Linked DNA regions of Homo sapiens: region 2 is linked to region 1. A link is a contact called in ENCODE Hi-C or POLR2A ChIA-PET data. All regions are on one chromosome and are shown on one strand. Each heading gives the region's core, a stretch centred on a gene start or an enhancer-like site at or near the end of the contact. The rest is flanking DNA. Distances are from core to core; before and after follow the strand shown. Region 1 overlaps CNIH4 (cornichon family member 4). Region 2 has its middle 14 kb from the start of DEGS1.

Region 1 (3,231 bases), core at 710-3,209:
TCATTTGGGTGCTTACTGTAGGCCAATCACTATGAGTGTGAGCCATTCATATATATTCTCATTTAAATATCAAAGTAGCTTTGTGGGGCAGATATGCTAATTCTCATTTTACAAATGAGGGAAATAGGCTTTAAAAGGTATATGTATGAAGGAGCTGGGACTCAAACCTAGGTGCCTCTGAGCTCATGTTTTTAGTCACTACACCATATAATATTTCTTTGGTGTCTATAGATGGCCACTTACCTTGGAAAAATTGACTGTTAAAACTTGTCAAAGATAGATGAAAAGTTTAAGGCCCCACTTTGATTCTAGTGAACTCCTTAACTGACAGAAGGAAATGACACTTGAAATTCAGGAGACTCCTTCATATTGATTGCTTCGGGGTTTTTTGTTTTTTTGTTTTTTAAGTCTCGCTCTGTCACCCAGGCTGGAGTGCAGTGGTGGATCTCAGCTCACTGCAACCTCTGCCTCCCAGGTTCAAGCGATTATATCACGTCTCAGCCTCCAAGTAGCTGGGACTAGACACGCACCACCATGTCCGGCTAATTTTTGTTTATTTTTTATTTTTATTATTTTTTTGAGATGGAGTCTCACTGTGTTGCCCAGGCTGGAGTGCAGTGGTGCGATCTCGGCTCACTGCAACCTCTGCCTCCCAGGTTCAAACAATTCTCCTGCCTCAGCCTCCCAAGTAGCTGGGATTACAGGCACCCGCCATAACGCCTGGCTAATTTTTGTATTTTTAGTAGAGACGGGGTTTCACCATGTTGGTCAGGCTGGTCTGGAATTCCTAACCCTGTGATCCACCCGCCTCGGCCTCCCAAAGTGCTGGGATTACAGGCGTGAGCCACCGTGCCCCATTTTTGTATTTTTAGTAGAGATGAAGTTTCACCATGTTGGCCAGGGTGGTCTTGAACCCCTGCCCTCAAGTGATCTGCCTGCCTTGGCCTCCTAAAGTGCTGGGATTACAGGCATGAGCCACCGCACCCGGCCTGATTGCTCTAATTGTAAAACAGACTCAAGTTTTGTAGAGGGAAACCTCCACAACAAATTTTAATCTTTTTTCAAGAGACAGGGTCTTGCTCTGTTACCCAGGCTAGAGTACAGAGATGTGATCATAGCTCTCTGTAACCTTGAACTCCTGGGCTCAAGCCATCCCTCCACGTCAGCCTCCCAAGTAGCTAGGACTATATAGGTGCCTATATCGGCTAATTTTTTTTTAAGAGATGGGGTCTCACTATTTTGCCTAGGGGTGTCTCGACCTCCTGGCCTCAAGTGATCCTCCCACCTTGTCTTTCCAAAGTGCTGGGATTACAGGCATGAGCCACTGTGCCTGGCCTAGATACTTAATTCTAAGGAATTGCCAGTTTGTGTGACACTGCTCCTCTAGTCGCATGTGTTTTAAGAACCCTTATCTTACAGAGAAACATACTAAAATATGACAGATGTAACAAGGTCTGGGATTTGCTTCAAAATGGAGGGCAGTGGAGGGCAAAGAAGGTGGTAGGTAATGGATAAAAGAAGAATGACTGTAAGTTTATTTTTTTTCTCTGCTGTTTGAATCAGCAAGTATGACCGTAAGTTGATTATTGTACCTGGTAAAATAGAAAATTACCAACTAACACGGGTAAATCCTATTACTCTGTCCCAGAAAGTTGGCAAATTTATATAAAGCTACCCCAGAGGATTCAACCTGCTCCACAGGTCTCTTTCTGATAGATACCAGTGGCAGTCAAATGTGTTACTTTTAATTAAGCAACACGAGAGGTTCAATTCTCACCCAGTTTGCATCCAACCTGTGAAATAAGATCTAGAAAACAGGAATTAAAGTGTATGTTCAACTAACTCACATTCTAACTAGGTGCTAACGTTTAATGGGAACTGATATAGATGAAACCAAGATTGCTCCATAACGGATGTAGCAAACCAAATATACAGCAGAGGAAGCCACAGGCAAACCACTGAGTTCTCTCTCAGCCTGCTGATTCCGACCACCCACCCACTCACTCTTCTCCACCCAGCTTCAGAGGGAAGCAATTAAAAATAAAAGCAGCCTTTACCCAAGAACTTATTAAAGAGCACCTGAGCTCAGAACCAAGTTAGCTCAGTGAACAGTCCCTTCAGCATGTCCAGACCATTATTGTGATTACTGTAGTGAAGAATGATAACCCGAAAGCTTTGAATGACCTTCAGTCATTAGACTGTATTTAACTGAAGCAAAAAAAAGTTACCTTTTCAAAAATTCCTGAAAAATATGGCTTAGATCCAAAAGGCTTCATTTACCAAGAATATTTCAATCTTTGCTATACTACATAGTAAAATAGTATATTTGGTTTAAAGTACATAAACTCAGGTGACAAAGATCCAGATATTGTAGAATTTCAAACTTACCTTCTCTATCTTGCTGCCCTTTTCCATATATTAGAACAAGTTTATTTAGATTTTGGGGACAACTAATTATACCTAGTATATAATATTTCTCACTACTTGACAAAGTATTACCTGTTAGCAAAGCTGATTTCTCCAGTCTCAAGTGAACCAGTTATAGCCATTTCCTAGCCTAGCATGTCAGAATATTTCATAATGTGACTGTCTTGAAAACAAAGATGGTCAACTTTGATTATGTTGCTCCATTGCTGCTTCTCTGACTTAAAGGCCATCAGTTTGACTTCTTGCTGAAAAAGCAATAGAACACCACAATCAGGTTTACTTATTCACTCAACAATCATTTATTGTTTGTGTGCAAGGCACTGTGTTAGGTGCCAAGAGCAGAAGGAAGAAGATACAAATATGAATGGGCATATTCTGCCCTCCAGGAACATACAATCTAAGAGTGATTAATTGCATACAAATAACTGTAATACCAGATAGAATGTGGTAAGTGCCATGGGAGATACTACTATAGGAAGCTTTCTTAGCTCTTAACTTCAAAGACCAGGTCAGGTTTTGTCCTACTGTAGTCTGTGGCAGGCATGAAAAGGCAGCTGAGGGGACCTGCTAGGCTTTGATGAACTGAGCTGCATCTTGGATTTCGCTTCCTCTTCTTTCTCAGCCGAGGTTACGGTGATTAGCAAGGGCAGTTGCTACCACTGAAAGGATAGAAGGAAAAAGGCAAGGGAAAATGATACGTACTAAGATGCACATAGGAGCACTCGATAGTAGTCTATGGACCGGGCCCTGGGTACTGCCATTATAGAGGGAAGGGGAAGAGGAGTGGTAAGGGAGAGAGAACAC
Region 2 (3,493 bases), core at 451-2,950, 210 kb after region 1:
TTGTTAATTACAGCCAAGTGAAGAGTTTCTCAGAACCATTCCTCCAACTTGACTTTTGTGTTTGGAGAGACACAGGGACTGGTACCTGACTTGGACTTGAGCATGCCTAAAGGTGAGGGGAAATCAGAAGCTGTCCGTGGTCACTGAGTATGGACAGAGGGTCTCTGCTGATAGTAGCTTTTCTGCCAGGTTGATCAGGTATAGGTGGACCAGATGTGTAACCGTTTGACAAGGGCTAGATTTGGTTGCTGTCTATGGCCTCATAGGTCATGCATCCTAATGCTTCTTTTTGAAAGAACATTTACCACCAGATACCTAGGGCTAAGGAGGGGTTCCTATGAGTCAGCTGTATGGTAACTTGGAAGAAAAATTCATGGTGAAGGTAACCCGTGAGGAGATTATTTAAAAACCAATGGAGGGCTGACAGCAGTGGCTTATGCCTGTAATTCCAGCACTTTGGGAGGCTAAGACAGGAAGATCGCTTGTGGCCAGGAGTTTGAGGCCAGCCTGGGCAATGTAGCAAGACTCTGCATCTATCAAAAATAAAAATAATTAGCCAGGCATGGTAGTCCCAGCTACTCAGTAAGCTGAGGCAGGAGGATCACTTGAGCTCAGGAGTTCAAGACTGTAGTGAGTGATAGGGCAAGACCTTATCTCTTAAAAAAAGAAAAAGAAAGCAACAACAACAGTGGAAAATGCCTTGGGGAAAACAGCCCCAAAGTGTGATCTCTGCCTCAACCAAGAGACACACATGACAGATTCCAACCATACCAGTAATGCAGATTTTTTTTCTTTATTCTGTCTCTCCTCCCCACTGAGTTAGACAGCAGAGAGTCTTGCAGGAGGGGGAGGAGGAAAAGCAAAGAGAATAAATGGAAGACATCCTCCTTCCTGCCCTTCTCCACTGAAAAGGAGAAGCCCAACTCAAAGCTTCTCCGAAGTCCAACTCAGGCCTGACTTACAGAAAGAAGAAAGAAGCGGGAGGGCACAGTGGCTCATGCCTGTAATCCCAGAATTTTGGGAGGCCAAGGCAGGCAGATCACCTGAGGTCAGCAGTTCAAGACCAGCCTGTCCAACATGGCGAAACCCCGTCTCTACTAAAAATGCAAAAATTAGCTGGGCTTGGTGGCAGGCACCTGTAATCCCAGCTACTTGGGAGGCTGAGGCAGGAAAATCGCTTGAACCCGGGAGGTGGAGGCTGCAGTGAGCCAAGATCGCACCACTGCACTCCAGCCTGTGCGACAGAGCAAGACTCCGTCTCAAAAAAAGAGAAAAAAAAGAGGAAAGAAGCTTTAATCAATTGAGACAATAAAGTCTTTCTTCGGATCGGGCTGGATTTTTTAATAACTGGATAAAGGTGATTAATTTGTTAGTGACCAGGAGAGTCTACAAGGCTCTGGGATCTGCCTGAGATTCCTTCTGGGATCAGGGCAGAACAATGCAACAGGACAGTCTAAAAGAGCAGTTACTGAGAAGAAATGAATCTGCTTCCATTTGCACCCTTCCAAGTCTAGCTCATGCAAAAGCAGTTGTACTCAGATGACTATTTTACTCACCAGCAGCCACAGCTTATGAAAAAGGAAATTGACAAAGGAAGAGGGTGAAGGGGCATAGGCAAGAAGAAAAGTCTTGAACTAGTGAGCACTGAAATCAAAACCGCAGGCTTATGGTTAGAGAAATTTCCCCCATTTCATGTATGAGGAAGCGAATACTTCCAGAATGTGAGTGACGTGTCTTAGATCACACAGCTTAGAGTGCAGCAGAGGCTAAAAAGGGACAAAGGTTGTCTGGTTCCAAATCCCAAATAGAAGATGGACTCGATCCAGAGGTGACTCATGGTGGGGAAGGCAGGGGTCCAGGATCCAGGAAAACACCATGAACTGATAGAGCAGTTCTGCAGGATGAAGTAGCTTTTTCTATCTGTGTGAAGCCAACAATATGAATGAGTGGAGAAAAGAGCGCATAGCTTTCATTCTTCCAGAGTCTGAGTTTTGCAGGGGATTGACTGGGATTGAGAATACATTTGCAAGATATTTTGTTTTTCTTCCCAGGCTTTTGGTTTTTAAGAAAACAGTCTGGCCAGGCACAGTAGCTCACGCCTATAATCCCAGCACTTTGGGAGGCCAAAGCGGATGGATCACAAGGTCAAGAGTTCGAAACCAGCCTGGCCAACATGGTGAAAACCCGTCTCTACTAAGAATACAAAAATTAGGCTGGGCGTGGTGGCTCACCCCTGTAATCCCAGCACTTTGGGAGGCTGAGGTGGGTGGATCACCTGAGGTCGGGAGTTTGAGACCAACCTGAGCAACATGGAGAAACCTCATCTCTACTAAAAATACAAAATTAGCCAGGTATGGTGGCGCATGCCTGTAATCCCAGCTACTCGGGAGGCTGAGGTGGGAGAATCGCTTGAACTCGGGAGGTAGAGGTTGCAGTGAGCCCAGATCGTGCCATTGCACTCCCGCCTGGGTGACAGAGACTCCGTCTCAAAAAAAAAAAAAAAAAATTCTGGAGCCTGGGAAGTCCAAGATCAAGGCACTGGCATATTCAGTATCTGGTGAGGGGCTGCTTCCTTGTTCGTGGATGGCCGTCTTCTGGCTATAACCTCACATGGCAGAAGAGGTGAAGGAGTTTTCTGAGGTCCCTTTTATTTAATTAATTAATTAATTAATTAATTTTTTTGAGATGGAGTCTCGCTCTGTCACCCAGGCTGGAGTGCAATGGTATGATCTCAGCTCACTGCAACCTCTGCTTCCTGGGTTCAAGAAATTCTCCTGCCTCAGCCTCCCAAGTAACTGGGACTACAGGTGCACCCCACCATGCCTGGCTAATTTTTGTATTTTTAGTAGAGATGGGGTTTCACATGTTGGCCAGGGTGGTCTCAAACTGCTGACCTCAGGTGACCCGCCTGCTTCGGCTTCCCAAAGTGCTGGGATTACAGGCGTGAGCCACCGCACCCAGCCTGGTGTCTCTTTTAAAAGAACACTAACCCCATTCATGAAGACTTCACCCTCATGAACATAATCACCTCCCCAAAGCCCAACCTCCTAGTCTCCTCCCCTTGAGGATTAGGCTTCAAGGCATACATTTTGCGGGGACACAAACTTTCAGTCTATAGCAGCTGGTTTAATTGTTGAATACACTTCCATGGTTTAAAAATAGAAAAACATGGCCGGGCGCGGTGGCTCACACCTGTAATCCCAGCACTTTGGGAGGCCGAGGCAGGCGGATCACGTGGTCAGGAGATCGCGACCATCCTGGCTAACATGGTAAAACCGTGTCTCTACTAAAAATACAAAAAATTAGCCGGGTGTAGCGGCGGGCGCCTGTAGTCCCAGCTACTCGGGAGGCTGAGGCAGGAGAATGGCGTGAACCCCGAGGGGCGGAGCTTGCAGTGAGCCGAGATCGCGCCACTGCACTCCAGCCTGGGCGACAGCGCGAGACTCCGTCTCAAAAAAAAAATAGAAAAACATACAGGTGTCTAGTGATAAGC

What was found. Hi-C counts contacts between places; a loop is a spot of excess contacts on that map. ChIA-PET counts read pairs that join two places held with the same protein, here RNA polymerase II (POLR2A). Pooled maps may share reads with other maps.
Region 2: a pooled map shows a loop between it and region 1 (3-fold over the local background). The contact joins two enhancer-like sites. A Hi-C loop is called at or near these places in 1 of 168 maps with a recorded cell type or tissue (endothelial cell of hepatic sinusoid) and 9 of 50 pooled maps. POLR2A ChIA-PET finds 5 or more read pairs at or near these places in 5 of 52 experiments (B cell, CD8-positive, alpha-beta memory T cell, HepG2 and 2 more).

What each region holds. Positions count from the first base shown.
Region 1 is chr1:224,378,924-224,382,154 of GRCh38, reverse strand. CNIH4 (cornichon family member 4) reads right to left here. Exons shown (of 5, transcript NM_014184.4): 5 at 2,703-3,231. Among named protein-coding and RNA genes, the nearest start is that of MIR4742, 18 kb to the left of the region's middle. Within about 2 kb of position 1,959, at least 5 of the 41 ENCODE cell types and tissues checked have a DNase peak (open chromatin) inside an H3K27ac peak, as active enhancers do.
Region 2 is chr1:224,167,343-224,170,835 of GRCh38, reverse strand. No RefSeq gene overlaps it. Among named protein-coding and RNA genes, the nearest start is that of DEGS1, 14 kb to the left of the region's middle. RefSeq lists enhancers at 1-745, 746-1,715. Within about 2 kb of position 1,700, at least 9 of the 41 ENCODE cell types and tissues checked have a DNase peak (open chromatin) inside an H3K27ac peak, as active enhancers do.